2 separate regions of the Homo sapiens genome follow, and region 1 is linked to region 2. The links are chromatin loops, found by intact Hi-C in ENCODE. Cell type or tissue: ascending aorta. All regions are shown on one strand. Each heading gives the region's core, and the rest is flanking DNA. Links, peaks and the distances in the headings are about the cores only.

Region 1 (15,715 bases), core at 7,254-12,253, 100 kb before region 2:
TATTTTACACACCTCAAATACTAAGAAGGATTCTGATGTAACAGTGGAAAATTCTGGAAGCCAGAAGATCACAACTGAAATAAATTTACTTACAGAATTGTTGCTTGGGTAGACAGCATGCTTTGGAAGCAGACACAACTGTGTTCAAATCTGAATTCTACCACTTATCAGGCATGAAAACTTCGTCAGTTTCTGTAACCACAATAAAACTCCATTTTATCGCCTTCATAACGGAAATTGTAACATTTTCTTATAGGGTCATTTTAAATGTGTATAGAGCACAGTATGGTGTCAGACATTAAAACTGCACAACATATGGTAGTTATTTTCATTATTTCTTGAGGTAGTAGCTACATTTTTGCTTGGTAAAATTTTTAAATACTATCACAATTTTAAGAACAATAGGAAAATGACCATGTTTAAATTTTGTTTCCCTGACCATAAAAGGCACTGTTAACTCTCAAGAGAATCAGTGCAAAGATTTGATACCCTGGCTCCTCCAATATAAGTTCTCAGTTGAATGACAAATCCCTGGGTAGTTTGATAGCAACTTTGCAAATCTTATTGTTCCAACAATGTACATATTTTGGGCAAAATTTTGTGTTAGTAGGAATCAGTTTCTTTAAAGCACATAGAAACCTCGAGACATTAGTGAAAACAAGCAGTGGAATAGTAATAATAGTATATGTGTGTATATATGAAACTACATAAATATTTATAATACTATACATAATGATATATCTACATATACATAATTTCATTTACTCTTCACTCTGTGAGTTATTGTTATGAATTTCATTTTATGAATGAGGAAAATAAAGTTCAGAAACATTGAAGAAGTTGCCTAATATCACAGGAAAACTAGGAGGTAGTGCTGGGCTTGGTATCAGACTATGCTGCCCTCAGAGCCCACTGTACTACAATATCACTACATAATAATACTTCCCTTAAAACACATATTTCTTAGCTTCCTGGGAAGAACCAGAGGAAACAATTCTTTGGGAATAGTTGGGTCTTCTAGATGACAGCTTAAACAAAGAAAAACAAGAAAGAAAATAAACTCATTAGCAAAAATCATTGCCATTTAAACTTTTAAAATGTTAGTCTATTTTATAGAATTGGATAGAATTTTAAACATAAGTGGACTTGAACATCTTTAAAATTGTCTTTAATGACTGAATTTAGTTACACTTATAACTGCAGGTAGGCACTTTCTGTTTCATGATGCTTCATCTTGAATATTTAGAGAGCTGCCCAGGGACTTGGAGAACATCCAAAGTATTGATTATTTAGTGACATTAAATGTTTTGGAAGTCTTTCCCTTACATGTCAATATTACCCTTCTGTGGTTTTTATTAAACAGTATGTCTTAAAAGACCTTCAATCTGGCTAGAATACAGTTTACATTAAGTTGATTGCATAATAAAACAATCACTGCTGATTGCTTGTGTATGCCAAATGCTTTGCTTACATTATCTCATTAATCTTCACAACAATACTTAGAAGTAAGTACTACTGTCATGTACATTTTATATATGCGGCAAAGGAAGGGAGATAATTTGCCAGGAAGCATTAACTAAAAGGGATAGAACTTGAAGTTGAAACCAAATTTGGTTTGATTCCAAAGCCCTTGTTTTTAACTACTAGTTAATACTACCTCTTATAAGCATATAACATGACCTCGAGATATATACGACCTAATTGTTGCTTTCTCTGGATTTCCTTCAAGAAGCAAAAATTGGGTAGGTGAAGTTAGAATCTTTGAGGAGTCCCCATCTCTGCCAGAAATCTGAACCAATTGAGAAATAAAACAAAGTGGCAGATCAAATGGGGGCCAAACTATCACCTCCATTAATGGTAAAGCCAATATTAAAGTAGTAACTTAAATTGATGGGCAAGTGAACTTCCTAGTATTGAAACATAGACAGAGTTGGCTTTGTGGACATGCCTTCAGGTGGCATGGGGCCCCATGCTAAAAGTCCCACAGTTGGGATTAAATGTTCTGTGGTCACATTGTTAAAATTCTTAACAATTTTATCTTTGAATTTGTGTTTTGCAAGTGAAGTTCAATGTGACAAAGAACCATGCTCTGGGGCTTGGAGCCTTGTCTCATACCCAGCCTTTACTCCTGCCTCCTTGCCAGAATGAGTTCTCAGCTGACTGCTCCCAAGCCCCCGCCCACCTGTCTTCTCCTTCCTCACTCTATAACCACTGCCACCCTCTACCCAGGCAGGGGCCTAGATGTGAGCTTGGGAAGAATCAAGAGTGAGTGCCTATATCCATGGCATCTTTTGAAGAGGCTTGGCAGTGGCTGTTCCCACCCTGAGCTGGCAGCAGCTTGGGTGCATGGTGGGTGACCAGCAGGAGGCCACATTTCAGGAGGGGCGAACCTCTCAAATCCCTCTCCATCATTCCACCACTCCAATCAAAACACTGAACATGACCCATTGTGGAGGTTTAAAGATTTTTGGGAGTAACCCATCTGCTGTGAGATAGGGCTGTGGGTTTGTAGAAAGGGGAGATTCTTGGATCAATTTTCTCAGGCTTCACCCCCGTCTAAGGCCTCGTGTATCAATCCAGTGACTGGTGAGAAGGGGAGACATTAGACCTAAGCTGTTGCTGTTTTCCTACTTACTCTATCTCCAAGTTATTTCAACCATGCTTTATAGTTTTCCATGTACAGTGTACAAGTCATGCACTTTGTTGTTAAATTTATTCTTAAATATTTTATTCTTTTGTATCCTATTGCAAAGATAATGTTATCTTAATTTCATATCCATTTGTTCATTGCTACTGAATAGAAATATGATTGTTTTGTATATCCTGAAACCGTGCTGAACTCATTTATTAGTTCTAATTGTTTTTTGGTGAATTCCTTAGGATTGTCTACATACAAGGCCATGTAATCTGCAAATAGAGATGTTTTTACTTCTTTCTTTCCAGTCTGGTTGGCTTTTATTTTGTTTTATTGCCCAATTCTCTTGGCTAAAACCCCCATTACAATGTTGAAAGGAGTGGTGAGAGAAGCCATTCTTTGCTTATTTTCTGATCTTAAGGGCAAAACATTAAGTCTTTCACCACTGAGAATGATGTTAGTTGTGTTGTTGTTTTTTTAATAGATGACCTTTATCAGGTTGAGAAAATGTCCTTTATTTCTAGTTTGCTAGCATTCTCTATTGCTAGTTGGAATGTTTAGCTCACCTGGCCAGCTTGAGGCACCCTCTAAGAAAAAGCCAATAAAAACAAATTGAGAATTTTTGTGGTTTTGCATAGGAGTTAAATGCTCTGATATTTTTGCTTAAAACTATTATTGCAGAATATGAAGATGAATGAAAAAATCATAGTAGTAATTATTTAAAATTTTCAGTTTACTTAGAATGACAATGAGTAGCAAACAAAAAGCACCAAGACAAGTTGAGAGTGAAAGTGGAAAAAAGGAAAAGCTTCATGTCTTCCTTTAATGGCATATTTTTCCTGATCTTTAAACAAAGGAAGTCACATTTTCACCTTTCACTGGAGCTCTGAAAATTAGATAGTTGGTCTTGACCCTAAAACTGTACCAACATATTCATTTGCAGCACTGGACTGGGACCAGTTTTCCTATTCTGCAGGAACAAAGCCAGTTCCCAGAGATAAAGAGATGAATACATGTACCCTGTGAACATTGCTCTTCTGAGAAGGAGAAAGGAAGAGACAGGGCTAAGCATCTCCAATTCTTCTCAAGAGCACCAATCAACTGAGTTACTACTTCCTGCCCTCTCTACCGCCACCCTTCCAGGAGTGAGCCAAAAGATGGAGAGAGGCCACAAGTGTTGCATTAATGCATACCCTTTACGTAAGAGGAAACACCAGGAGCAGGAAATATGCATTTCCCCCAAATGGGGGAATTCTCACGGGATGAGATATGGGTCACAGATAAATATATATTGCGTCAAATGGAACCTCTTCAAATGAACCATCCTTGATTTAGCTGACTTTGGTGGAAGTAGCAAAAAGGTTCAGAGCCAAGTTAAGATATACAAATGAATATTTCCTTGTTTATAAAATAAATTTATCATTATTTTACTCACATTCAGTTGGCCCACCAAACTAATAAAAGACAAAAATGAATAATATCTGAGATTCAATTAGGTCACTGGAATATTCATTCTCCAATTTAAGTCTGCTTATCGATACTGAAATCAATAAGCATAACTTGCTTCAAGCTAGGAAGGAAACTCAATACCATCTAATTTTTGCAGAATATCATATTATAACAGGCAAAGTCATCACCAAATCTTTACAAGTAAAGCTATCATCAATGCAACTTTTCTAAAAGGAGGTTGAGTAGATAGTTCTTTGTTTAGATGTCTTTTGTCTCTCTCTGAAGCTCTCATGGTGAAAAGAAGAGAGGTTCTTGAACCATTTCCTAGACCTAAGATTTAACTCTTGTCATCTTCTGCAATGTTTGACCTATTGCCTTTAAACTTGAAATGGTCCTATTTTCATTTATTTAAGGTATAAAATGCTACTTGGTTTTTATTCACTACTTCATTTGAATTTGTGGCAATCAAATGGTTTTCAATGATAATCACAATGCTTATGTTTTATACTAGGCTTTTTTTAAAATTAATGTGTTTTCCTACTGAAAAGTATTTTTATTTTCATTTTTAGTGAGTTACACCCTAATGCAAAATTAAAATGATGTGATAAATGCAAACTTCATTTTTGGGGTGTTTTTAAAAATTTTTATTGTTATGTATATAATAGTTGTACTTCTGTATGTACATAATAGTTGTACATATTTATGGGGTATATGTGAATCATTGATACAAGCATACCATATGTAATGATCAAATCAGGGTAACTGATCCATCACCTCAGGCATTTACATTTTTTGTGTGTTAGGACCATTCCAATTCCACTTTTCTAGTTATTTTGAAATATACAAATAATTTGTTTTTAACTATAGTCACCTTATTATGCTACCAAACACTAGATCTTATTTCTTCTATTTAAAAAATAAAAATTATCTAAATGAATAACAATTGATAAAAGAAAACCAAAGGACTCCTTCTTCCTCTTACACTCCCATTAGCCTTGGGATATCCTTGCTGAAAACATACCTAAAGGAAACTTGAGCCTAAATGTCAACGTCTCAAGCCCCAGGAATCTAGATCTTAAATGAAAGGGCCTGCACCCAGCACCCTTATGGCAACTGGAACCTTCAGGCCTGAAGTCAGCAGAAAAATGGAGAATGAACTCACCTCTAAAGGCAACATGTACTGGGGCAAGCTGGGGTGTGGTCCTTATTCCATTTTCTCACTGGCTTGGGCAAGGCATTGATTCGTTATCTATAAAATGGTAAGAGAATCACTTAACTTTTAGGATTCTAGTTATTATTAAATGACATAATTTAAAAGTGTGCAATATTATAGTTAGCCTATGTTCAGTAATCAATAAATAATCGTTATTTTTATTTCCTCTGGAATAGAAGCAGAGAAAATAGAAGAGGAGAAAAGAGAAAAAAAGAAGAAAACAATGAAAATAAAGAAGGAAAGCAATAGCAACAGAAAGGCTAGTGCTCAGGTGGAGGCTGCTGAGGAATTTCTTATATGGACATTGCTACAGTGTGAATATGATGTGTCCTCACCAAATGTCATGTTGAGGCTTGGCCCCCAATGTCATGGTGTTGGGAGGTGATGCCTTTAAGAGGTAATTAGGTCCTTAAGTTGGATTAATGTCTTTATTTTGAGACCGGGTTAGTTCTCATGGGAATGGAGTAGCTCCCTTGAGAATGGGCTGTTATTTGGCCAGGCTGCCTCTCCTGTTTGTTCTCTTTCACATGCTTGTTTCCCCTTTCACTTCTCCACCATGCTATGATGCAGCATGAGGCTCTCATTAGAAGCCACCAGATGTAGCTGATCAGTCTTGAACTTGCCAGCCTGCAGAACAGGGAGCTAAATAGACCTCTTTTCCTTACAAATTATCCAATCTCAGATATTCTATTATAGCAAAACAAAATAGACTAATACAGAAGTGAACAATGCTACAGATAGAGATTAGAAATAACACTCTCCTTTCCAAAGTGCATTATCTTCCACTGGCTTCCCACCCTACTGCTAATCTGGAACACACAATATCGAGTGAGCAAAAAACAGAGGGTGTAGAAAGTGAAAGATATGAGTCAGTGAGCAAGGGAAAATATGAAACAAGGGAAGAAAGAGACAACATAAATAAAATTTAAAAGTGTAGAGGAAAATGTAGCATAATAAAATAATAAAGAAAAGGTTAACTATTTTGGGTAGTAATACAGGTTAGCAGGCAAAGAACCACCAACTCTTTTTATTAATTCAAAAAAACAGGCAGATCTTAGTTCTGTTAGTTTTGACCTTTAAGTTTTGGGATTTTTTAAAGGTTTATGAGTAGGCTAAATCATGACAAATGCCTAATTTAAAATTGATTTAGCTGCCAATCCCCTCTCCTGTGAGAACCAGCTGCCAACTCTGCTCTAAGACAAATAAAAATACTTGGATTAATCCATTCAGCAACAGAAAAACATATCTCTTTTCTGGTACATTGGAAACAAAATAAATAAGCTCTGCTAAGAAGAGAGACCCATATAAAGGGAGAAGCCTTTTTAGGAAATTATTGGGTCAGGGTCTCCACTGTTGAAAGCCAGGAGGTACTGAAGGTAGCAATTCTTGATTGAAAACATGGTTCAAGCACTGGTCCAAGTGGGCTTTTTAGGGATCACATGTCATGGACACTATTCCATATCAAATATTTTCTTTCCAGAACACAGTTACTGGAAAGGTTTCTCATTCCAACCAATGTGTAAAAAAAAAAAAAAAAAAGAAAGCAACCCCCTCCCCCCCCAAAAAAAACACACGGTATACCCCTCTGATCCCATGCTAGCAGCCCTCCTGGGAACAGCTTACAAGATAAGACAGCTTTGCAACAGAGCACTATTAACTCTCTCCCTTTTGTCGCTCTTCTCAGTGAGGCTCTTTACTGGGGTGCAAATGCCCTATTTTGTAGAAGAGAATTGACACTGTGCATAGCAAATACAAACAGCAAAGTTATTCTGACAAACTATGTAAGCCAATGTCCTCCTCTTTGATCCATTTTTTTGTGTGTGTGTGTGCCTAATTGTTGGCAGGCCAATAAAGCTCAGAGTCTGTGGCACTGGAAGAAAGAGGTGCAAGAAGCCTGCAAGTTTATGCTGTCAGGGGAGGATTTCTGGATTCCCAGCATTAAAGGATTTGAATCCCCTGGCTGCTTTGGGAAAGTGTCCTGTTTGTGTTGGGGGAGTCCCAGGGCAGACTTCCATTACAGAAATTGAGAGATGTTGTTGCCTTAGGCTCCAGCACCTTTCCCAGGCTTGTTACATGCCATTCACTCATTCCTTCATTCAACAGATATTGATGAAACACCCCTGACTCAGAGCTGGGGAACATGTGAGGCCAGGGAAGGCAGTATGCTAGGAGTTGTCTTAGGAGATGAAAAGGTCACTGACCCTGACCTTGAATAAGCAGAACTGTGTCATGGACATAAGTAATGCAGATATTAAAGTCAATGTTAGGACGATAAATTAGAGTCACTGTTAGGACAACATAATAATAAAGACAAGGTTAACTATTTGGGGAAATAATACAGACTAGCAGGCAAAGGCCCACCAACTGTCAGAAAGTTTTGAGTCCATGTCCTAGACCCTCCATTTTCTAATACCACCTTGGGCATGCCATTAACTTCCATGAGGTTCAGATACAGAGAACAATGCTCACCTCATAGGGTTATTATGAGCCTTAAATAAGGTAATGCTTTACTTAGCACATTATTGTCTGTGTCACAGTAACTATTATTAGTATTTTGATAGTCTAATGTTAAAGCACATCTCTTTTCTTTCTTCAGACCCCTAAATCAAAATAAAGAAGTATAGCTGTTATTGCAGGGGATAATCCCATATTTAGTAAATATCTCCAGAAATCATTCTAAATAATGGAGTTGAGCCCAAGGCAACTTTGCCAAAGGGTCTTGATCTTTTAATGCCTGAAAGTGACTTATGTTCATTAAAAACTGCTTGTTGGCCGGGTGTGGTGGCTCATGCCTGTAATCCCAGAACTTTGAGAGGCTGAGGTGGGTGGATCACCTGAAGTCAGGAGTTCAAGACTAGCGTGGTCAACATGGTGAAACCCCGTCTCTATTAAAAATACAAAAAATAGCCAGGTGTGGTGGCGTGTGCCTGTAATCCCAGCTACTCTGGAGGCCGAGGTAGGAGAATTGCTTGAGCCCTGGAGGCAGAGGTTGCAATGAGCCGAGATTGTGCCATTGCACTCCAGCCTGGACAACAAGAGCAAAACTCATCTCAAAAAAAAAACAAAAACAAAAAAAACTGTCTTGTTTCCACCGTATTGCTTGGTGCTTTGTTAATATAAACTGATCTCCGGAGAGACTGATGCCCATTGTCTCTGAGAGAAGCCATGTGCCTCCACCCCAGCCCACTCTACCATGTCCAAGACTTTCCTTTCCAGACTATTTGAGAGCTGAGCATTAGTGAACCTCTTTAAGCTGAGAGGAGATTTGAAGGTTATCAACTTAAGCCCTACTCCATTGCATGAGCCAAACCATGTAGCAAGTAAGAGACTCAGGTTGGCTGATAACATTTCCTCTGAAAGTCTCATATTTTTTCTTCTTCAAATTTTAGCTCAGAGTTTCAGGACCCCAGATTTTCACGGAATAGGCCGAGTGACATTGGAGAGACTACCTGTGAATGACCATTTAGTAAATGGGAAAAACAGTGATGCCATTTGGGGGCTTCTTGTGTTGATGATGGCTGAGCATCAGAGACTCTGGGATTGGTGAAGGGGATGATTGGCCAGCCTGCTGGCTTTTGGAATGAACTATGAAATGGTATGAAAGTGTCAAGAACCCCATTGCTTTCACCATCTGTACAGTATTACGATATATGCATTTGCTTTGTGTGTACTATTTGGAAATATATTTCTACATATGCATTTATGTAAGAGTGTTAGCAGTAACAGCCACAAAAAGGGTCCAAGAAGTAGTGATTGGAAGGCAAGGAGAGGCCACCAAACCATCTCCAAAGCCAAGATGTAGAAAGAGGATGAAGTACTTTTTCAAAATAATGAATAATAATAATAAGGGTAATAATAACCAGCTACTACACTACGAAGCAAAGGGTTAAGTGGTGTTGTTCATTGTCACATGATTCTGGGAAAGAGCTGAGCAGGAACCTCAGGGATCCAGGGATCGGGAGGAGGCACATCTTGCTTGCACATGTGGCCTCTACCACAAACACTTCAAAGTGCCTCCTCAGACCGACATAACATTCTGACGCCGACTGTAAATGCCCTTGACACGCAGAGTGGAAAATATCAAACACTCCAACAGTCCCCCAAATGCAGTGTCTCTGCACTGGGAAAGGCCTTAATGAGCCTGCAGTGAAGGGAGGGAGGGGGTTTTGAGGGTAGGGCTCAGAGCCAGAGAGAGAGGAGGAGGTGTAACGGGTGGTTCTGATTTAAAGCTTGTACTGATACATGCCGGCGTGTGCAACTGGGCTCAGGCCGCTGTGAATCTAAATGCCCTAGGACCTTGCAGAACAGCCCAAGCATCAATTCCAGGCCTTGCTGAGTCAAGACCCTACTGAGACTGTTTCCCCTTGCACATTCCAGAGCATATGACTCTTAAGTGGAAGAATTTCCCAGCCCATAGAGCTGTACTTTTTCTGCAAAGGAAACTTTGCACCCAATTTTCTCTTGCATGGTCCCCCTCTATTCTTACTGATAGCACTTTTTGATGCTGCCCTCTCTTTGGTAAATTTTAATGACAGAAAACTTAAGAAGCTCTTTCATCCTATGAAGGCCCCCTTGCATTTCTGTAAGCAGGGAGTCTTTCCATGGGGGTCTGTTTGTATCATCTCCCAGAAAACTCTCACAAACTGAGTCAGTAGGTTAGTCCAGACAATGTGGAAGCAAAGGGTGGGTCCCTGCTTAATATCTCATCTTCTTTCCCATCTATCATTGGACCCATGTGCTGGGTTGGTTCATTCATTCATTCTTTAATTCACTCACTACTTTTGAAACACTGGGGCACATGAAATTCATAAAACATGTTTCTTATCCTTTGAAAATATCACGATATAATAGGGGAGAGGGACAAATAAAAATTAATTGCAAACTAGTGTGTACTGTGCTGCAGTAGAGGCCTGTTACAAAGTGCCAGGATCACAGGGGAGAAAGTGACTATGTCAGTTTTAGGCACTGGGAATCCTTCCCTTAGGAGACTATATTTAAGCTGGGCTTTGACTAATGGGTGCGATTTCACCAGGCAAAAGAAGCAGCCAACACAAAGATGTTGGAGAGAGCAAATCATGGTGAATTTGGGGAAGGATGAGTTTTGCGTGTTTGAAGTGGAGGATATGACAGCGACGGTGATAGACAAAGCTGGAAAGGCACAAAGTTAAGGGCATATGTGCCAGGCTAGTGCCTTCATTACAAAGTCTAAAGAGTTTAATGTAGAGCTCTTATTCAAACATAGCTGTGTTTTAGAAGGGCACATTTAGTTTTTGAGTGAGAGATGATCAGGAAAGGGGAAAGGCAGGAGGCTTGCTGTGTGTGACAGGCTCTGTAAGTCTGAAGAACATCATTTGCACACCGAAAGAGGAATTAACTTCTATTTGTTCCCAGGTCTGCTAAACTCTCCTGATACTGCTTCTCCCAACTCCTTAAAGACATAGCATCTAAATTAATAGTGTTCTCAAGGCATTCCTTTGGCCTCTGTTTTAGTCTTTCCAGATCATGTGTTCTAGGAGAGAGAACTTCGGGAAGTCATCAAAACCACTGGTTCATTATAGAGCTACACCCCAGGGGGAGTATGGAGGATGAAGTCCAGCCCCAGGAGAGCATGAACACATTCTTACATAAATATGGAACCAATGGGTAATTTTAGCCAGAAAAATGTACTGACTTAAAATGCATTCTGTTACTAAGCTTATATCAAATAGGCCCAAGGGGACCTGTCAGAAAATTTCTTGCAAATTATGTTTATGTGTTTTTAGATGGTGTTTGGGTGGTTACAGTTCTTCTAGTATAGTAACATGGGAACAGTAGATAAATGACTAATAAAAAATGGTAATGGAATCCCTTGTGTTAGTTTCTAAAGTTTTTACCTCTTCAGGGAATAAAGAGGAATTAACCCATGAGCAGGAAGGGTTCTGGAAGAAAAGAAGCAGTTGTCAGTGTTGTTGTTTTGTTTGTTTGTTTGTTAGTTTTACAAAATTTTAACTGTCACTGCTGGAGAAAAGACCCCAGAATGAAAGGATTAATTTGCTTGATGAACCCCAGCAGATTTTACATAATTTAAAACTAACTAGTGGGACCTGCTCTAAAAATATTACATCTTGTTTCTCCCCACAGAAAGACTGTAGGTAGTCAAAAGTGATTGCTTCATCTGGAATATTGGCTCTGATTAAAAATCTTTAGACAGGACTTGGTTATTTGTTACTGGAAACTTACATAGCTTGGCCTGCATGCACTGACCATATTGAACATACACTTTTGATCTATCCATCTATCTAACCATGTCTACCATTTATAGAATACCAAGCAGTGTGCTGAGATCTTCATATGCATTGTGTTATATTAGCCAGTCTTACAACAACCCCGTTAGATCAGTCCTACTATTAGCCCCATTTTACATGTGAAGGAATTGAAGGCTCAGAAGGATTAAGTTAACTTGCACTAAGTTAACTTGAAGCAACCAAGGAGTACAAATGAGATCCCAATCCAGATCTGACTCCATTACTCTATATAACACACTGATATTTCTAAAGAAGGACACTAAAAGCTGTTACCTGAGTATGAGGGCAGAGAAAGGGGATTGGATTTGGTTTAACATAATCAAGTAGCTTGGGTGATTGAGGAGTAGAACCAAAAACTCATCTCCCTTGTCTTTGGTCTGGGCTTTGCTTTTGACCCTCTAGAGTGTAGGAAGCAGGGGACTGTTATCCCTGTGCCTGGAGTTGAGTCTCCAGGTCATCTTGCAGAGCTGGACAAAATCACCACTGCAGCAAGCCCGAGGTCTGAAAGCAATTATGCTAGGCCTAAAAATAAATGAGCTGCAAGTAAAACACAATTTAATAATGTCTAATTTATAAATTCCCCCTGCTTTTACAAAGACACCCAGCTCTTACATGTGGAAGTTCTGTGTTTTAGTGAAGGGAAGTGAATTACAAGGATTTTATTCCTCAAAGAAGCTGCCCCTGCCAGACAACCTTTCTGTGAGCTCATTGCACAGGCAGTCTGCCCTTGTGCACTTGGCATCTTGCTCGTCTCTTAATTTAAATGGTCCAGGTGGGCAAGCAGAGCTCCTTGAGGCCCTCCTTGCTCTCTGCCACTGAGGCAAGAGAACAGCCTTACTGCAGTTCCCCTCTCTCAGCTCCCACTCCTGACAAGATAAGCGGAAAAAATAAAAGCATAAATTTGGTTTTGGTGAGCATCTTCATGTGGCAACCAGCCTTGCAAGGAGCCTGAGTAAATGTTCTGCTTCCTCCTGCACATGAGCTAACAGGCTTGAAAGCCTGGAAGAAATAATTCCCAGGTTGCAAGAGAACAGTAGGATGACAGGTGATCTTGTTCCTCATTTGGTTCTAACAGAGATCGTGAGTCCAGCCAAAGCATTTGAAGTCTTTGTCACCCTTTGAATGGAAGCAGCAGGTCCCTTGAAATGGTGTAATATCAATGTTTTGGATTGGAATAGAAAATTGAGATGCAAGAGGACATGATTATCTGGATGTGCTAAAGGCACCTCATCATTTCCCTACAAAAACATTCCCTTGCCCACATCTTTTATCAGTGAATGGGTCCATCACATACCTAGGCACCCACGTTGGCACCCTACATTCTTCTTTTCAACCTCATCTTCCAGTAAGTCTTGTTGTTTTTCTCCTGAATGTCTCTTTTCTCTATCTTCTTCTTTTCACGTTGTCAACTGTCCAAATCCTCTTAATTAATCTCCCCGTCCCGCACCCATCCTCCGCACTGCTACCAGAGTGATGCTTGTAATCAAGGAATAATAATTATCATTACAGCTAACATTTTATCTGGGCTTACTAGGTGCCAGGCGCCATGCTAATAACTTTGCCTCTATCCTTTTATTTACTTTGATAACATCACATCCTGCTCTGCAGTTTTTAATGATTCCTTTTACCAGAAGAATAAAATTGTAATTCTTTAATACAGTATCATGATCTGGCCCACTCCTTACTGTGATTCATCTGCTGCCACTGTCACCCTTTCACTTGGCATCTGCTTGATCAGGCGCTACTCACAGCTCCCTTCACACGCTCTCATTTTCTGTGTTTTTAGACTTGCTGGCTCTTGTCCTCTACCTGCACACCCCCCTACCCCAACTTTTAACCTTTTTTACAGGATCACTTTCTTAGATGAGACAGTTTCACCACTGAACACCTTGGAGAATAGTAAGATCTATATTCTGGAACTTTACTACTAAACTTCATTGCCACAAATTAGCACCCTCAACAGACTATGAATTCTACATTCAAACAATCTATGTCAAAAGGAAGGCTTTAGATCACCATTACAAAACCCAAATCACAATTTTTGCCAACAATCAATATTTAACCAGCCAATCTGGTGGTTGGGCTTATGAAAACACAGTCCTTAAGTGGCAAATTTTGCAACCATATTCTCTTGAGGACAGGGCTCTTTGCCTGTTTTGTTTCATGCTTTCTTCCCACTTTCTAGGACTAAACCTGGCACATTTTAGGCACTTGAATATTTGTTTTGTTGATATGAAGAGACACGTTTTTGGCTATAACAAACATTTGGATATGTACACTTAATTTTTCCCCATGTTTTATTTTTCATTTTTGATGATGATGAGAGTGTAAACATTTCTAAAAAAAAGCAATTTAGCAATATGTATCAAGACCCTAAAATAATGTGTATCCTTTGTGGCAGAGACTGCAAACTGCCTACCCAATATCTATTTCCCTTTTCTTTACTAAGAGAAAGAAGTACTTCTTTACTACAGAAAACCTTTATTTATTGAGATGAAAAGGTGTCCAGCTAAACTTCTACATTTCCCAGCCTCCTTGCACCTAGGTGTGGCCATGTAACTAAGTTTCTATGGCTAGCAAGATGTAAGTGAAATTCTGTGGGAGGCTTCCAGGAAGTCTCCTTAGAAGGTGGACAGAACACTGATGAAATCCCCTTTGCTTCCCTGTCCTTCCTGAAGTCTAAAACTAAGGTTAGACTGCAGAATCTTCTACAGCCATCTTAGACTCATTGAGTCAAACAGGGTTTATTAGAGGCTGTTGGAAATATACAGAATTTCTAAATGGTCCATGGAACTTACCAAGCTGGGGAGTACTGGCCAAGGACAGCATCCAGGGGAAATGATGTTCTGAGGCACATCCCTCTGTCATGGCCTGGTTGCTCACCACTTGGCACTTGTGACAGGAGAATGTCAGCTCCTCTTAAAGAATCCAGGCTCCTCCTCCTTGACACCATCCTTTCCAGAGAATCTCGCCTTTCTCTACTTGACCACCCCCTCCCTGTGCTCTCTTCTGCCTCCAAGTCTTGCAGCAGTGTGTGTGCATGGAGGAAATCAAATCCCCCTAGAAACTGGAGCTACCAGGAGACCTGGAAAGCATCATTCTCCTTTCTGCTTTTCCAGTCTCTGAAGTACAGGAAGACACATGCAAAGGGGACTGGAGCAGGTGTTGAAGAGCCAGTATGAGGTACTTCCCACTCTCTCAACTCAACATCATCTGCAGTTCTTTGTGTCAGGGCTGTCATTGTTCAGAATCAGCAGGGATATCCAGCAGCAGGAATAAATAGTGAGGTTTGTTTCATGCATGTTATGCCGAGGGAGAAAAAGTTATAGAGCCCAGGAAAGAGACGCTATAGAATCACACTTGGCATTTAGAAGACCTCAAAAATGACAGGAAATACCAACTACCAGCTAGGCATAATCAATTCAATAATTCTGGGGAATAACAATGGCCTCCTAGCTGGGCTCCTGCTCTGACCATTGTTCCCTTCTCTGCACAATAATCAAAGTGATTGTGATAAAACTCAAGGCACATCACATTTCTCTTCTGCTCAAAACTCCCCACAGTCATCCCCTCTCAGGTAGAGAGAAGCCACAATCTGCACTCTCCTTGCTCCCTTCTGGACCTCATCTCTCACTTCCTCCCAGTGTGCTTCCTCTTGGTCACTCCAGCCTTTGTTTCTCTACCATTCCAAGTACACTCCTACTCCGGCCTTTGCTTTGCCGCTTTGCCTGGAATACTCTCGCCAGGTATCTGTGTGGGCTTTTCCTAGGTGACACTTTTTAGGGAGGCCTTCACTGGCTACCCATCCCTTGTTTAGCCTCCCCTGTCCACCAACTTTCTACCTCTGTTCCTCTTTATTTTTTTCTTTGCACTCATTGCCTCCAATGTACCATATTTTTCAGACATTTGTCTTATTTACAGATCATCTCTTTCCATCTCCTAGAATATAAGCCCAATGCAGGTAGAGATTGCTGTCTCCTTTCTTCATCATTGTCTCCAAAGAAACTAGAGCAGTGCCTGGCACACAACAAGTGCTTCACAGATACTTGTTGAATGGATGAATAAATGAAGGTACTGGTTAAATTAAAAAGCCATCAGACTGAAGACAAAATCAAAGAAATTTTTCCATAGAGG
Region 2 (15,715 bases), core at 7,053-12,052:
ATTCTTCTAAATCTGTGGCTAAATCCTTTATTTCCTCCAAGTTTTCATTACCATATGAGAGTCCAACTCAGCCAAAATGGCTGTGCCTTGAGGCATTTCTTCCTGGAGTGATTTGAGAAGAGAGAATAAGTAAATCACTTTTATATACCAGAACCTGCATCAGAGCTGGTGCACAGTAGGTCCCAATAAATAATGATTGTATTATTTTCTTAATTACTGAATGACTTTGTCATGACTTAATTAGTGAATGACTTTGTCATTGAGTCAGAACCTTGCATTTCAAAAAAAGCCTCTAAATGTGTGCTATGGTCTGATGTTGGTGCCCCCCAAAATGCATATGTTGGAACTTAGTAGCCAATGTGAGAGTACTAAGAGGTAGGGCCTTTGGGCAGTGATTAAGTAATGAGGGCTCCACCCTCAGGAAGCAAATTAGTGCCCATATAAAAGAGGCTCAAGAACGCTCCCTTACCCCTTCTGTCATGTGAGGACACAGCAACAAAGTGCCATCTATGAAGCAGAGAGCCTTCACCACACATTTTAACTGCTGGCACCTTGATCTTGGACTTCCCTGCCTCCAGAGCCGTGAGCAATAAATTTCTGTTGTTTTTAAATTACCCAGGCTAAAGTATTTTGTTATAGCAGCAGGAACAGACTCACAATATGCTTCTAAAAAATATATTCATTAAGATAAGATAAAATATTCAGGCCTCTCCCCATTTTAAAAAAAAATGGCTTTCCAATTCTACTATTAACCACACCAGGTTGGCATCTTCTTTTACAAATCTTCGTTTAGGAACTATTTCCTCACTAACTCTTCGTTCTTAATTCTGTGAAATTTGGCTTCCACCACTCTATTTCTCCAGTCACTGCTGGCTCAAAGGTTAATCTCCAAATTGTCAAATTCAAAGCTTTTATTTTTAAATCTGAGGATAGGATCCTTTTTCAAGGATAACTACTTATAATATAATTATATTGTGAACCCCTCTTTTCCATGAATATTTTGTCTTTGGTGAACAAAGATTGTAAGTAGCACTGCGTATAGCTCAAATGCCAACATCTACATGAGACTTTCTCTAAGCACCCTGTTGAAGAATTATCTCATCTTTCTTAGAAAACCTATGCGTTTGCCTGAACATATTTACCAAGTGTCATGGTTAATACTGTGTCAACTTGATTGGATTGAAGGATGTAATATTGATCCTGGGTGTGTCTGTGAGGATGTTACCAAAGGAGATTAACAGTTGAGTCCATGGGCTGGGGAAGGCAGATCCACCCTTAATCAGCTGCCAACGAATAAAAAGCAGGCAGAAAAACCTAAAAAGGCGAGATGGGCCTAGCCTCCCAGCCTACGTCTTTCTCCCATGCAGGATGCTTTGGGCCCTAGAACATTGGACTCCAAGTTCTTCAGTTTTGGGACTTGGACTGGCTCTCCTTGTTCCTCAGCTTGCAGACAGCCTATTGTGGGACCTTATAATCATGTAAGTTAATACTTAATAAACACCCATATAGATATATAGATATCCTATTAGTTCTGTTCCTCTAAGAGAACCCTAATACTCCAAGTGTGATGCGTATTATACTGGTGTACTGTTAAATTAGTCAGTTTGTGAAAATCTCTAGCACCAAGTGAGATGATGTACTATAATCCCTCATAATAAAGCATATTAGCATGTTAAAGGTTTCAATAAGCCTCACAAATAAAATTGTTTAAGTTTGGTTCAGCATTTACAAAATCTTTGGCATAAAATCATTTTTCATTTGTAACACCTATTAACATCTCGGGGTCATAAATAGTGTATGAAACATGATTTAGGAAATGCTACTCTACTATTCATTTGACTTTTATGATTTGTGACATTTTAGTTACTTGCACACACAACTTTTCTCCCTCTCTAGAAGTGCCCTCGAAGTGGGGACCATGTCATACATACTTGTTATCCCCATGAAACCATGCTTTTCTCCCAAGGGCCACTAAAAAACAATTCAGGCACAGACAAAGCTATAAGCCTGTAGTCCTGGACATTACGGAGGGATTACAATTCTGAATCTGAGGAATTTTATTTGTAATCCAGTAAGAATTACTGGCTTAAAGTCATAGTGAAAAGGTCAACTATTGTACTTGAGTTGAAACTGGAAATAACTGAGGGAGTCCAAACATGGTTTTAAGCTATGTCAAGATGGTTTAAGGAAAGAAAACATGAAATAGTAAAGTTACATTCCTGGGTGTATAGGATGTGGCTGTTAGTAATGTATCCAGATTAGTGTGTTGCAGAAAATTGCCCGTTGATCACATGCATCAGAATTCCTTGGGGGAAGCTTGTTGAAACACAGGTTCCTGAATGCCATTGCAGACCCACTGAATTATTTGAGATTTGGATCCCATAGTACCTGCAAATTTGTTTTAATACAATTCCTAAATGATTTTATACCCATTGAAGTTTGAGAACAAATGTTGAAAATGTATAAGGCTTGGCATTTTCAAAGGAAATACTTTTCCCTTTACATTTTAGGAAAGTCATTGCCTTAAGAGACAACATATTTATTCTAATGACATTGCTATTTCTCAATCCAAACTTTTTTTGGAAATACTCCTTTTGTGTTGCCATAACAGCTTCTAAAGCATTCTTTGGTATCTGCTTAGTGGTGCAAATCTGCACTTTTAAAGAGTGGATTTGAACGTTAGCAACTGCCACAGTCATGTAGGAGCATGTCTGGTGAGTGAGGTAAATGACCAAGCATATGCACATTTTCACAATCACTATATTTGTAATGAAAATTGTTAAAATGTTACATTTGTCTTGTTGAAACAAATATTTAAAATGTTATGTTTCTAAACAATCCTGAAAATACATTTATGCATTGCTGTTGTACCAGAAACATGCACACATAGACATCAATTCAAGATGAAGCCTCAAATTTCATCCATGTTGATGACTTTTAAGCACAGATGTTTTAGGATCAAGTTTGTATATAAAATAAAGAAAGCCAGAAGCCACAATGAAGGGGGTTCCTGGGGATTGTATCACCAATTTTTAAATAACACTTTCACTTGGTTATTGTTGCTTGATCTGATGAAAATCTATTGTTTTAAATATCTACTTTTTGTGTACTAATTTCTGTCTTGACCCCACGTTCTTTACTGGGTTCTTGGTTTCTGAGTCCTGGTGCCTCAAAGAAGTGCAGTTATTTGAACAACTCACTACAGATTCATATTCTCCTGGCACCAAGGAGAGAATAGTAGTGACAAGTCATGAGCAAATCAGCATGTAATTTGTTAGGTGTATGAATTAAATGCCATTGCAACTTTCAAGGCCTTCTAAGTTCTAAACAAGTTCACAAAAATAATTTCACCATTACAAAAACAATCCAAACATCTCAAAACAGCTTTCCCTCAGTTAAATTTATTGTCAAACATCTTACAGAATCACTTAAGTTTTCTAAGCCTTAGTCTTGTCATACAGCAAATATACATAATAGTGAAATTGACTTTAAGGAATTTTTGAAAGAATTAAATAAAATAATGCAAGTAAACAGCTTACCATAATGAGTAACACGCTAACTGATCAAATGTTAGCAATTGTTACTATCGGCATGTAAAGCAATTGGCACAGTACTTGGCTTATGTGGTTGAATAAATTATATCTATTACTGTTGTTAATTTTTTAAAAACTAACTGATGAAAAGTCAGATTCTCGTTTTATTGATATGTATTACATATACATATTTTGGGGGCACATATGATAATTTGACATATTCATATAATCAAATCAGGGTAATTGGGATATTTATCACCCTAAATATTTATATTTTCTTTATGCTAAGATATTCTAATTATTCTCTTCGATCTCTTTGAAATGTATAATCAATTAATGTTAACTATAGTCACCCTACTGTTGTACTGAACACAAGATCCTATTTCTTCTGGGTGCATGTTTATACTCATTAACCAATCTCTTTTCATACCCCCTCCTCACTACCCTTCCTGGCCTCTGATAACCATCAATCTACTCTCTATTTTTATGAGATCCACTTTTATAAGTCACACAGATGAGTGAGAACATGTGATATTTGTCTTTGTGTGCTTGGCTCGTTTCACTTAACATAATGACTTCCAGTTCCATCCATCTTGCTGCAAATTACAGAATTTCTTTTTTTATGGCTGAATAATATTTCATTGTAGATAGATAGATAGATCACATTGTATACCACATCTATATACATCTCACATTTTCTTTATCCATTCACCCATTGACGACCACATAGTTTGATTCCATATTTTGGCTATGGTGAATAGTGCTGCAATAAACACAGAAGTGCAGATATCTCTTTGATATATTGATTTTCTTTCTTTTGGAGATATACGCAATAGTGGAATTCCTGGATCATATGGTAGTTCTATTTTTAGTTTTCTGAGAAACCTCCATACTGTTCTCCACAGTGGCTGCACTCATGTACATTCCCAACAACAGTGGGAGGGTTCCCCTTTCTTTACATTGTTGCCGGTATCTGTTATTCTGTCTTTTGATAAAAGCCATTCTAACTGGGGTGAGATAATATCTCATTGTAGCTTTGATTGCATTTCCCTGATGATTAGTGATGTTGAGCATTTTTCATATACCTGTTGGTCATTTATATGTCTTCATTTGAGAAATGTCTATTCACATATTTTGCCCATTTTTAAATCGGATTATTTGTTTTTGTGCTATTGAGTTGTTTTAGCTCCTTATATATTCTGGTTTTGAATCCCTTGACAGATGGATAGTCTGCAAATATTTTCTTCCATTCTGTGGTTCTCTTCATTTTGCTGATTGTTTCCTTTGATGTGCAGAAGTGTTTTAGCTTGATATAATCTCATTTGCCTATTTTTGCTTTTGTTGCCTGTGCTTTTGAGGTCTTACACAAAAAATCTTTGCTCAGACCAATGTCCTGGAGCATTTTCCCAACATTTTCTTCTAGTGGTTTCATAGTGTTAGGTCTTAGATTTAAATATTTAATTCCTTTTTATTTGACTTTTGTATATCGTGAGAGATAGGGTCCTAGTTTTATTCTTCTGCATATGGATATACAGTTTTCCCAGCATCATTTATTTAAGAGGCTGTTCTTTCATCATTGTATGTTCTTGGCTCCTTCTTTGTTGAAAATGAGTTGTAAGGAAGATTCTTTAATCAATAATTTAATTAACTCAGCCATACATCCCCCTAGAGTAGGCACAATACCAAATTATTTAGTTTTTGGACACTCTCTAATGTATTTTCTATCCTAAATAGATATTGTTAAAAGCATAGATTCCTATATGGAGCCTTACTTTTTGGTTAGGATTTGTCCATACATTAAAAAAAAATCACTGCATTCTGAAATTAGCTAAGACTTTAGTCAAGTACTTTCCCACCAGGGAAAAGACAGGAATTAAACTGAGACCTTACGCATTCAAATAAATGTTCGCAAGAGCTAAGGAATGCTTGGTGTGTTCACAACTAGTAAAAATAACCTAGGGTGAAGAAAGATGACTGAGTCATCTCATATTCCAGACCCACTTTTTAAAAATCCTAACTTGAAGGTCAAAAAAGTTCAGTAAACTTCTCATTTCTATTTTTTTCTCCTCCTCTTTCTTCCTTTCTTTGTTGCTTTCTTTCTTTTCTTTTTCTTTTTTTTTTTTTTGTACTGTGCCCTCTGCCCTCTGCAATTCTTGGCTCTTACAAGAGTAGGGGAAAAACTGCCTAAATATCATGAGATAGGTGGCCCTCAGGGGTACTTCTTGTCAAGCAGGAAGTGCCAAAGATCTTGTAAAATGTCCAATACAAATTTTATTTTGCAGACTCTAGAGGTTTGCATCTGGATACACATCTGCATTTTCTGGGTGCTGGGCCAAACTGAAACATTCAGTTTATCCATTGCTAATAAACATGTCAGCAGTTTCTTTGCTCTCACATCTGTTGTGAAAAATGTTATCTTTCCTGAAGTATATTTATTTTGTCTTTAATACCAGCTTTCATGGATTACAAACTCAAGATATGCCTTCAGTTAACAAATTCAAAAGCATATGCTGGAAGGTGCCTCACTAGAGTGATGAGATAAATTAAAGATGTATATTATATCTTAGATTCTGAAGAGGAAATCAGTGTAAGGAATAACGATGACTCTCAGGAAGGTTATGTCAATTGAAACAAGTTGCCTGTTAATCAAGTTCATCTCAAAATCTATTCAAGGTACTCTATGCATCACAGCAATTCGACAAAATGTTTTAAAAATTTATCAGTTGTTTCATTATTAAGGCTGTCTTCAGTCAAGCAGATGACTTCCTTTCCTAAGGAAACCACCCCCAGGTACTTGCTTCTCCTTCTATATTCTCTAGAATACTTGCTTTACCCAACTCACTGATAGTGGGGCTATTAGAGAATCAAATGAGGTTTTGCTTATTCAGATGTCTGAAAAAGAAAACTGTAAGTTATTATGTGAATGAAAAATAATTGCCAATATTTCTTCCTCTTTTTATTTTTTCATTTTATCTCATAGTCAAGTGTATTCATTTCAAGAATTCATTCCATCCTCAGCAATTCTATCTCCTTGTCTTCCCTTATTAATCGCTCACCCTGTCAAAATATTTAATCGGTGGGAAATTGTTATCTCTCTCATATAGGTAAAAATTGCATTTTTGGAAATTCACCAGTATGTAGTTTAAACAAGCAAGTAAGAAAATCTTAGTATCAAATGTATGGTAATGTGATTAGGGCTGTCAAAGGCATATGTGTATCCTCTTCAGACTCTGATGTTATGGATATTCCTAATACCATATACCACCCTGTCGAACCCAAAGCTACTTTCTGCCCAACTGGGCAATAGCCAATCTCTGCTAAAGTCAGGGAGGGAATGGTGTGAAATTCCTTAACCTGTCACCTGTTCCTTCAGCAAACTGTGAACTCATTTATGAAGTTATTTGCTAAAGGATTAGAGCAATATCAGAAAGAAATGTACCATTGAAGGAATGGTGATGCGTTAATAAAAGAAAAATCAAAGATCCAATAGAGAGGATCAAAAAAGCCAAAAATGTATCTTCTAAAAGTCTAATAAAATTGATCCACTTTTGGTAAGATTAAAGGGAAAAAAAGGAGGCACAGATGAATAATATTATGAATACAAAAGAGGACACAACTGGAGAAGGAACTCCGTTTAAAAAGATAGCAAGAGACTATCATTAAAGCCTCTGTGCCAATAAATTTGAGGAATTAGGTGAGCTGCACACATTATTAGAAAAATGTAACTTAACCAAATGACAGAAGACATAAAAATCTTGAAGAACTTTTTATTATTAAAGGAATTCAATCCAATTAAATCTTCTCACAAATAGAGCACCTGGTAAAGACATTTTCAGATAAATTAGATCAAATATTTAAGAAACAGGTAATTTCAATCTTACACAAAACTTTTTCAAATAAGAGAAAAAGAGGAAAACTGCCCAACTCATTTTGTGAAGCTTGTTGTAGCCAAGATATTCTTAAAGAATTATATTGAAAGGACTCACCACACCAGAAATCTTTCCTTAATATAAAATTAATCTAATAAGTAAATATGCTATTGGTACAGATATAAACACATAGCCCAGTGGAATGAAATACAGAGCCCCAAATAAACTCAGCCAAATATGGAAACCTGATATATAACAGAGCTTTTGTTACAGATTAGTGAGGAAAGATTAGACTGTTCAATAAATAGTAGTGGTCCATTTGCCTATTCATAAGAAAAAGAAGATTATATCTCATACTACACAGTCATACAAAATCCATATAGCTCTAGAGAAAAATTTTACAGTTTTAGAAAGAACTAGCAGAATAATTCGTGAACCCAAGGCAGAGAAGGATTTCTTAAACAAAATTTTTAAAATGCTAATTATGAAGAAAAGTAAAGAAATTTGACTATATTAAAATTAGGAACTTTTGAACATCAAAAGGAAACCCCAAAAAAGTAAAAAAGTCACAAATTCATAGACAATATTTACAATACATTATGAACAAAAAGCCTAGAATCTAGAATATAAAAAGAACTCATATAAATAAACAACAGAAAGACAGACCATTCAATTTCTTAGAAGTAGGCAAAATGCATGAATATGCATGTTCATATATTAAAAGAGGAAACAGGAATGGCCTGTCTGAATGTAAAAATGTTCAACTGCATTAATAACTAGGGAAATGCATATTAATATTATGAATGAGATAAAATTTCACACACCCAAATTAGCAAAAAACAAAAACAAAAAACAGTTGGATAAATCCAAGTTTTGGAGAGATTGTGGAGTAATGGGAATATAAATGGTACAGTGACTTCAGGAAACAGTTTTACATTACCTAATAATGTTGAGGTATAATGTTGAAAATACTTATAGCCTATAATGTAAAAATAAATTTATTCTTTTATACTCTGGAGAAAATATTTAATGAATAAGCCAGGAGACATGAATAAACATGTTCATAACAGCAATTTCTGTAAAAACAAATAACTGAGAATACCCAAATATCTATCAGTCAAAAGTAGAAAGTATGAATAAGTTGTGAAATAGTCATATAATGGAATTCCTTACTGCAATGAAAACTAATTAAGTAACATGTATTGATAAGCAATAATTTAACAAAATAGTAAGCAGGAAAAGCAAGTCACAAAAAGCTATATATATATATATATGGTGCCATGTTTTTAAACCTCAACAAAAGCAAAACTAAACATCTCTTAGGGGCATATGCATAAATAGTAAAATTATAAAGAAAAGCAATGGAATAATAAATATTTGGAAGGGAGGCAGGTGCAATCAGGAGGAGCCTATAATGGCTTCAACAACATCAACAGTATTCTATTTCTTAAACTTGATGGTGTACACACAAGTGTTTGTATTATCATTTGTTAAAACTACACACATGCATATATGCAAGAGTTACAGGGATGAAGTTGATTGATGTATTATTTTGTGTGTATTTATTTCAAACGTAATAAATATAGAAAGTAAGAGAGAAGATAAAAGTGTCAAGAATTTAGGATGTATTAATAGAAAGAAGATGTTAAGCTCAGGAGAACTTAGCAGGGCACTTTGCACCAGGACCTGGATAGACAAAAACATGCCAATCAATGACTAAGGGCAGTAAAGAGGTGACAATGAGCATCAAGGTTATTTAGTCCTCTCGGAGAGCAATTTTGAACTGAAGCCAAAAAGGTGTTGAGTAAGGAGCTAAGACAGAAGTATCTAAAGAGAGGCTGAATTTGGCCGGGTGCAGTGGCTCACTCACGCCTGTAATCCCAGCACTTTGGGAGGCCAAGGTGGGCAGATCACAAGGTCAGGAGTTTGAGACCAGCCTGGCCAACATGGTGAAACCCCATCTCTAATAAAAATAAAAATTAAAAAATTAGCTGGGCATAGTGGTGTGCGCTTGTAATCCTAGCTACTCAGGAGGCTGAGGCAGGAGAATCGCTTGAACCCGGGAGGCGGAAGTTGCAGTGAGCCGAGATTGTGCCACTGCACTCCAGCGTGGGCGACAGAGCGAGACTCCATCTCAAAAAAAAAAAAAAAGAGGCTGAACTTAAACTGGAGGTATGGTGAATGGGCAAGAATGACAGTGAGGGTGAAATAAACAAAGTCTTAATTTCAAGAGAAATTGGCATCATCAACAGGAATTTGGGAATTCGGGAACTCTTTCCTGTGGGAAAGCTGCATCAGAACACTGTTGCCTTTTAAGAATCCACTACAAACATTTCTATTCATAAGGGATCAAATTTTATGTTTATGTGGACCTGGAGTGTATAAAACACATTCTCAAGATGGTCTTTTATAGAAATGAAGTAAATAGACTAAATAGTGATATGTGAGTTTTCTCCTCCAGAAGTAGTAAAATAATCTTTCTATAAGGTTTTAGAGGACAGCACAAAAACACTTATTAGACGACCAAAGAGGGAAAATGAGTAAATCACAATCAGAATACTTTCATTCAATGTTTATTTTCAGACAACTATGTGAGTGAGTTTGAAGCTTGGCCCAGATGCTGAATAGACTCATGACCTTGGCAAAGTCACAGCATTTCTCTGTGCTCCAATTTTCTCAACTGCAAAATACAGAGTTAGGCCTTTGCTTTCTTCAGTATTTTCTAGTTCTAACACTTCACAATGCTAAGATTCATAAATTTAATAATTCAATTCCAATTGTGGTTTCCCTATTCATACAGAGAAGCTAAAAGAGAAAGATGCCCAAAAAAACTTTTACTTCCCCAAATTTCCCGTCTTTCAGTTTGGCTTAAAGAGACCTCCTCTCTATAGAAGAAGCATGTGCTGGCAGCCCAAAGGGCGATCATCTGCTAGCCTTTAAGTCCTGTCCACCTCTACAACATCACTGGAAACTGGGTACTTTATTCCTAAAAAACATTTTTGGGACTGGTGCACTGCTGGCTCAGCCTACAGCAACTCTCCATCTAGAAAGTGCCCTTCCAAGTTAGCAATAGAGGGCTCTTTGGTTTCAGTAAAGAATGCTTGAAGCTGAGGGTGAGAGTAACATATTTTTTTTTCTCTTTTACCACATGAATTTTTGTTTTTATGGCCTTCAGAAATGAAGCAATTTTTAACTTAAAAGCAAATATTTTTACTGCTCTTAAAATGCTAGCATTTGAAAACCAATATATACTTGCTGGCAAATAACATGGGAAATAGACATGCAGAGCCTTAATAATGATTGAATACATAAAGTATTTTTCTTTTGTTTTTATGTGACAGCTGGATGAGTTTCAACTTCCTGCTCACAGCACAGGCTCTGAGCTTCTAAATCTGGGGGTTTTCCTTTTCCTATCCCCCGCCCCTCCCCATCTCCCCATCCCCTTCTTGCCTCCTCCTTCCTTTTTGGGAAAACACAAATGTTTTTGATTACATAATAGCTGCAAACTTTATATCTCCCACTTCAGTTGTTACACATCATAAACAGGGGAGTGAACTTCAGACTCCATTAAGACAAAGGTTGGTCTGGATTGTTGGGAGGCCTTTTATGTTGGTATGGTGCGGGGAAAACGTTTCTTTAGAAAAAGGAAATATAATAGGCCTGGCTAGAGACTGCACTGACTACTAACCACTAACCACTCAGCCTAGAGAATGACAAAAACCTCAATTATGGTCAAGGCAAAAGTGAAGCCCGGAGTTCAGAACCAATACAGCTCCTGCAGGATTCACTTAACCTAATGGGAACTTAATATGTGGGAACCAATAAACATCAAAATGTTAAGCAAGGATAGAAAGAACCTGCATAAAAACACTGAGCATTGTGCACACCATATTGATTCGAATTCTCTCTTCTTTAATCTGGAATTTTCTTTTACATTTTCATTTACAAATAAGCTTCTGTTATTGCCATAGTGCCCAAGTAAACAATTTGGAACCTGAAAGGGCAAGACAGCACTTCTCATTCAGCCATCTACAAGTATTTATTGAGCACCTACTAGGTACCAGGCACTGTTCTAAATTCTTTTGCTACTTCAGTGAAAAAAACGGACAAATGTCTTTACTGGAGAAGACAAAGGCAATTTTAAAAAGCAGCATGAATAAGTTTATTATAGAGTATTTTAGAAATGATAAGTGTTATGGAACAATAGAACAACAAAGAATTATGTGGGAATACTGGCTCAGGTAGAGAGATGTGATTTTAAATAGGGTGGTCAGTGGAGGCTATGTTAAAACAAAAGTGACGTGTGATCCAAGGCAACGTTGAGTCATGGGAGAAGGGAGGATAGTGGTGTTTCCATATTTGAAAAAAATAACTGTTGGATAACATCCTCGTTTTTATTGTTTCCTTGGTAAATTTTTATGCTATCTGTTTATGTGACTCCAAATGATTGTCTTTTTACCTTACTTGTGAGTACATTTAATTCAATGTAACACAGTCATTCTTTAGTGAGCCTCTACTATACACCCAGTACTGTTTTAGGTGTTGAGGGTGCATCATTAAGAAGAAAGGTGAGATCTTTGTGGTCCTGGAACTTCCATTCTAGATAGGAGAGGCAAACACATAAAAGAACAAGATGATTTCAGGGAGTGGTAAGGGTTATACAGAAATAAATAGACTAACAGCAGGTAGCTGGAGGGACATCCCTTGATAGAGTGGTCAGGGCCAGACTCTCTGGCTTGGCCCTCAGATCTAAAGAAGATTATAGTGGACAGGTAAAGAGTTTTCCAAGTATAAAGAATAGGAAGTACCAAATCCATGAGAGTGAGAAGGGCAATCCATTGATCTGTTCTAGGAACAGAAGAAGGCCAGTGTAACCAGGGAAGGGAAAGTGGCAAGAGATCACAGTAGACACTTATTATGAGTTGAATTTTGTCCTTCAAAAAGATGTTGAAGCCCTATCCCCTGTGAGTGTGATTTCATTTGGAAATAGAGTCTTTGCAGATGATCCAGTTAAGATGAGTTCATTAGGACATGCCCTAACCCAGTATGAGTGGTATCCTTATAAAAGGAAAAAGTTGGACTCAGACACATACACAGGGAGAATGCAGCGTGAAGATGAAGGAGGATATTGGGGTGATGCATCTATAAGCCAAGGAACTGCAAAGATTGCCAGCAACCACCAGAAGCTGCGGAGAGGCATGGAACAGATTCTCCCACATTGCCCTCAGAAGAAACTAACCCTACTGAAACCGTGATTTAGAACTTCTAGTCTCCATAACTGTAAGCTAGTCACTCAGTTTGTGGTACTGTGTTACAGCAGCCCTAGCAAATGAATGTGAACAAGGACAGATCCCTAGACATTTAGATTTTAGTATATGTTTAAATAGATCATACTGATGTTGCCATGTCGTCATGGCAGTGCAATCAAGGAGAGCCTGATGATTTCTCCCCGAAAGGTCAATAGAGCTTTACTCTTTATCCATTAAAGACCAACCATCATACATAGGAGAGCTGACTTGATTTTTGAGTGTTGTTAACATTAGTATTTTTTAAAGTACCTTTTTGGATAGAGGTTTTAAAAAAACTAACATGCAAATTATGTAATATATAATTTAACCCCTTTTATGATTCAGAAGTATCCATTTCAGCTCACAAAAAATTTAAGCTCTCCCTCTCCCTCTCCGTCTCCCTCTCCCCACGGTCTCCCTCTCTCTCTCTTTCCACGGTCTCCCTCTGATGCCGAGCTGAAGCTGGACTGTACTGCTGCCATCTCGGCTCACTGCAACCTCCCTGCCTGATTCTCCTGCCTCAGCCTGCCGAGTGCCTGCGATTGCAGGCGCGCGCCGCCACGCCTGACTGGTTTTCGTATTTTTTTTGGTGGAGACGGGGTTTCGCTGTGTTGGCCAGGCTGGTCTCCAGCTCCTAACCGCGAGTGATCCGCCAGCCTCGGCCTCCGGAGGTGCCGGGATTGCAGACGGTGTCTGGTTCACTCAGTGCTCAATGGTGCCCAGGCTGGAGTGCAGTGGCGTGATCTCGGCTCGCTACAACCTCCACCTCCCAGCCGCCTGCCTTGGCCTCCCAAAGTGCCCAGAGTGCAGCCTCTGCCCGGCCGCCACCCCGTCTGGGAAGTGAGGAGCGTCTCTGCCTGGCCGCCCATCGTCTGGGATGTGAGGAGCCCCTCTGCCTGGCTGCCCAGTCTGGAATGTAAGGAGCATCTCTGCCCGGCCGCCATCCCATCTAGGAAGTGAGGAGCGCCTCTTCCCGGCTGCCATCCCATCTAGGAAGTGAGGAGCGTCTCTGCCTGGCCGCCCATCGTCTGAGATGTGGGGAGCGCCTTTGCCCCGCCGCCCCGTCTGGGATGTGAGGAGCGCCTCTGCCCGGCCGCGACCCCGTCTGGGAGGTGAGGCGCGTCTCTGCCCAGCCACCCCGTCTGAGAAGGGAGGAGACCCTCCGCCTGGCAACCGCCCCGTCTGAGAAGTGAGGAGCCCCTCCTCCCGGCAGCCGCCCCGTCTGAGAAGTGAGGAGCCCCTCCGCCTGGCAGCCACCCCGTCTGGGAAGTGAGGAGCGTCTCCGCCCAGCAGCCGCCCCGTCCGGGAGGGAGGTGGGGGTCAGCCCCCCACCCGGCCAGCCACCCCGTCCGGGAGGGAGGTGGGGGGTCAGCCCCCCGCCCGGCCAGCCGCCCCGTCCGGGAGGGAGGTGGGGGGTCAGCCCCCCGCCCGGCCAGCCGCCCCGTCCAGGAGGTGAGGGGCGCCTCTGCCCGGCCACCCCTACTGGGAAGTGAGGAGCCCCTCTGCCCGGCCACCACCCCGTCTGGGAGGTGTGCCCAACAGCTCATTGAGAACGGGCCATGATGACAATGGTGGTTTTGTGGAATAGAAAGCGGGGAAAGGTTGGGAAAAGATTGAGAAATTGGATGGTTGCCGTGTCTGTGTGGAAAGAAGTAGACATGGGAGACTTTTCATTTTGTTCTGTACTAAGAAAAATTATTCTGCCTTGGGATCCTGTTGATCTGTGACCTTACCCCCAACCCTGTGCTCTCTGAAACATGTGCTGTGTCCACTCAGGGTTAAATGGATTAAGGGCAGTGCAAGATGTGCTTTGTTAAACAGATGCTTGAAGGCAGCATGCTCGTTAAGAGTCATCACCACTCCCTAATCTCAAGTACCCAGGGACACAAACACTGCGGAAGGCCGCAGGGTCCTCTGCCTAGGAAAACCAGAGACCTTTGTTCACTTGTTTATCTGCTGACCTTCCCTCCACTATTGTCCTATGACCCTGCCAAATCCCCCTCTGTGAGAAACACCCAAGAATGATCAATAAAAATAAAAATAAAAATAAAAATTAAATTTGAGTGTGATGGGATGTAGGAGGCATTGGAAGTATAAAAATAAACGAAGCTGTGCTCTTGATTATCTTAGAGTCTGATGGAGAAGACAGATACATAAGAAATAGTATCAATCTTTGGCAGGGAATAGTAAGTAGAGGTATATATGGGCTCTATAGGAGCACAAATGAAGGACTCAGTGGTGTTTTTGTGGTGGAGCTGATACCTGAGCCAAGGACTGAAAGTGAATAACCATCTGCCAAAGAAAGAAGAAGCATCACTCCAGAAAAAAGGGAGAGCCTAGCACACCCATAGATGCACAGTCAGTTTCTGTGACTGGCTCCCCTAGAAACAAAAATGGTGACAGAGACCTGATGGCGAGAAGAGGGGCCTGGTCCCGAAGGTCCTCAGATGGCCAGCCAAGGCCCTTTACTGCTCTGTAGGCAGTGGGGATCCACTGGAGAGACGTAAGATGAGACGCACATTTGTCCATGTATATCAATCAGAGCTCTTCGGTTGCAAACAGCTGAAATCAACCCCAACTAAAAAGGAATTTTTAGAATTGAAGGAAAAGATGAAGAAACAGGACTTGGGAAGGATAATTTAAAGCAGCCCCAAGACGGAGATGGCAGGATGGTAGTGGATAGCCTCATCAAGGATGCAGCAGTTACAACTGTGTTCCTTGACAAAAAAAGTTATTTTGCCAAAATAACACATGTATAATACATGTGTACAAAACATCAAATGATATTACAGCAATTATATTGTAATAATTAGGAAAAAATCCCATCCTGATTTCAACTCCAAAGAACTACTTTGAACCATTTTATCGACTTTTCTTTCTAAAATGTATTTCTGTATTTGTAAGTTTAAAAAATGCTTATTCTGCTAACCAGAATTAAGCATAAAAACATCATTTTGTCAGCCATATGGAGAATAAGTTAGGGAGAGTGGTGGAAATAGAAGTGGGAAGATTAGTTGGGAGGTTA

The links. Hi-C counts contacts between places; a loop is a spot of excess contacts. Peaks named below come from ENCODE experiments on the same cell type or tissue, not always from the same donor. Only the 100,000 strongest peaks of a DNase experiment are listed, where the experiment ranks them.
Region 1: it touches region 2 in a loop (2.1-fold over the local background); 2 of 110 quality-filtered maps call a loop at or near these places.

What each region holds. Positions count from the first base shown.
Region 1 is chr1:170,300,236-170,315,950 of GRCh38, forward strand. No RefSeq gene overlaps it. Among named protein-coding and RNA genes, the nearest start is that of LINC01142, 24 kb to the left of the region's middle. RefSeq lists an enhancer at 14,859-15,360. In ascending aorta, for the core only: no CTCF peak of the experiment used is centred there; DNase peaks (open chromatin) are centred at 7,336 and 9,566; H3K27ac peaks cover 2,087 bases.
Region 2 is chr1:170,405,157-170,420,871 of GRCh38, forward strand. No RefSeq gene overlaps it. Among named protein-coding and RNA genes, the nearest start is that of GORAB, 120 kb to the right of the region's middle. In ascending aorta, for the core only: no CTCF peak of the experiment used is centred there; a DNase peak (open chromatin) is centred at 10,035; H3K27ac peaks cover 3,149 bases.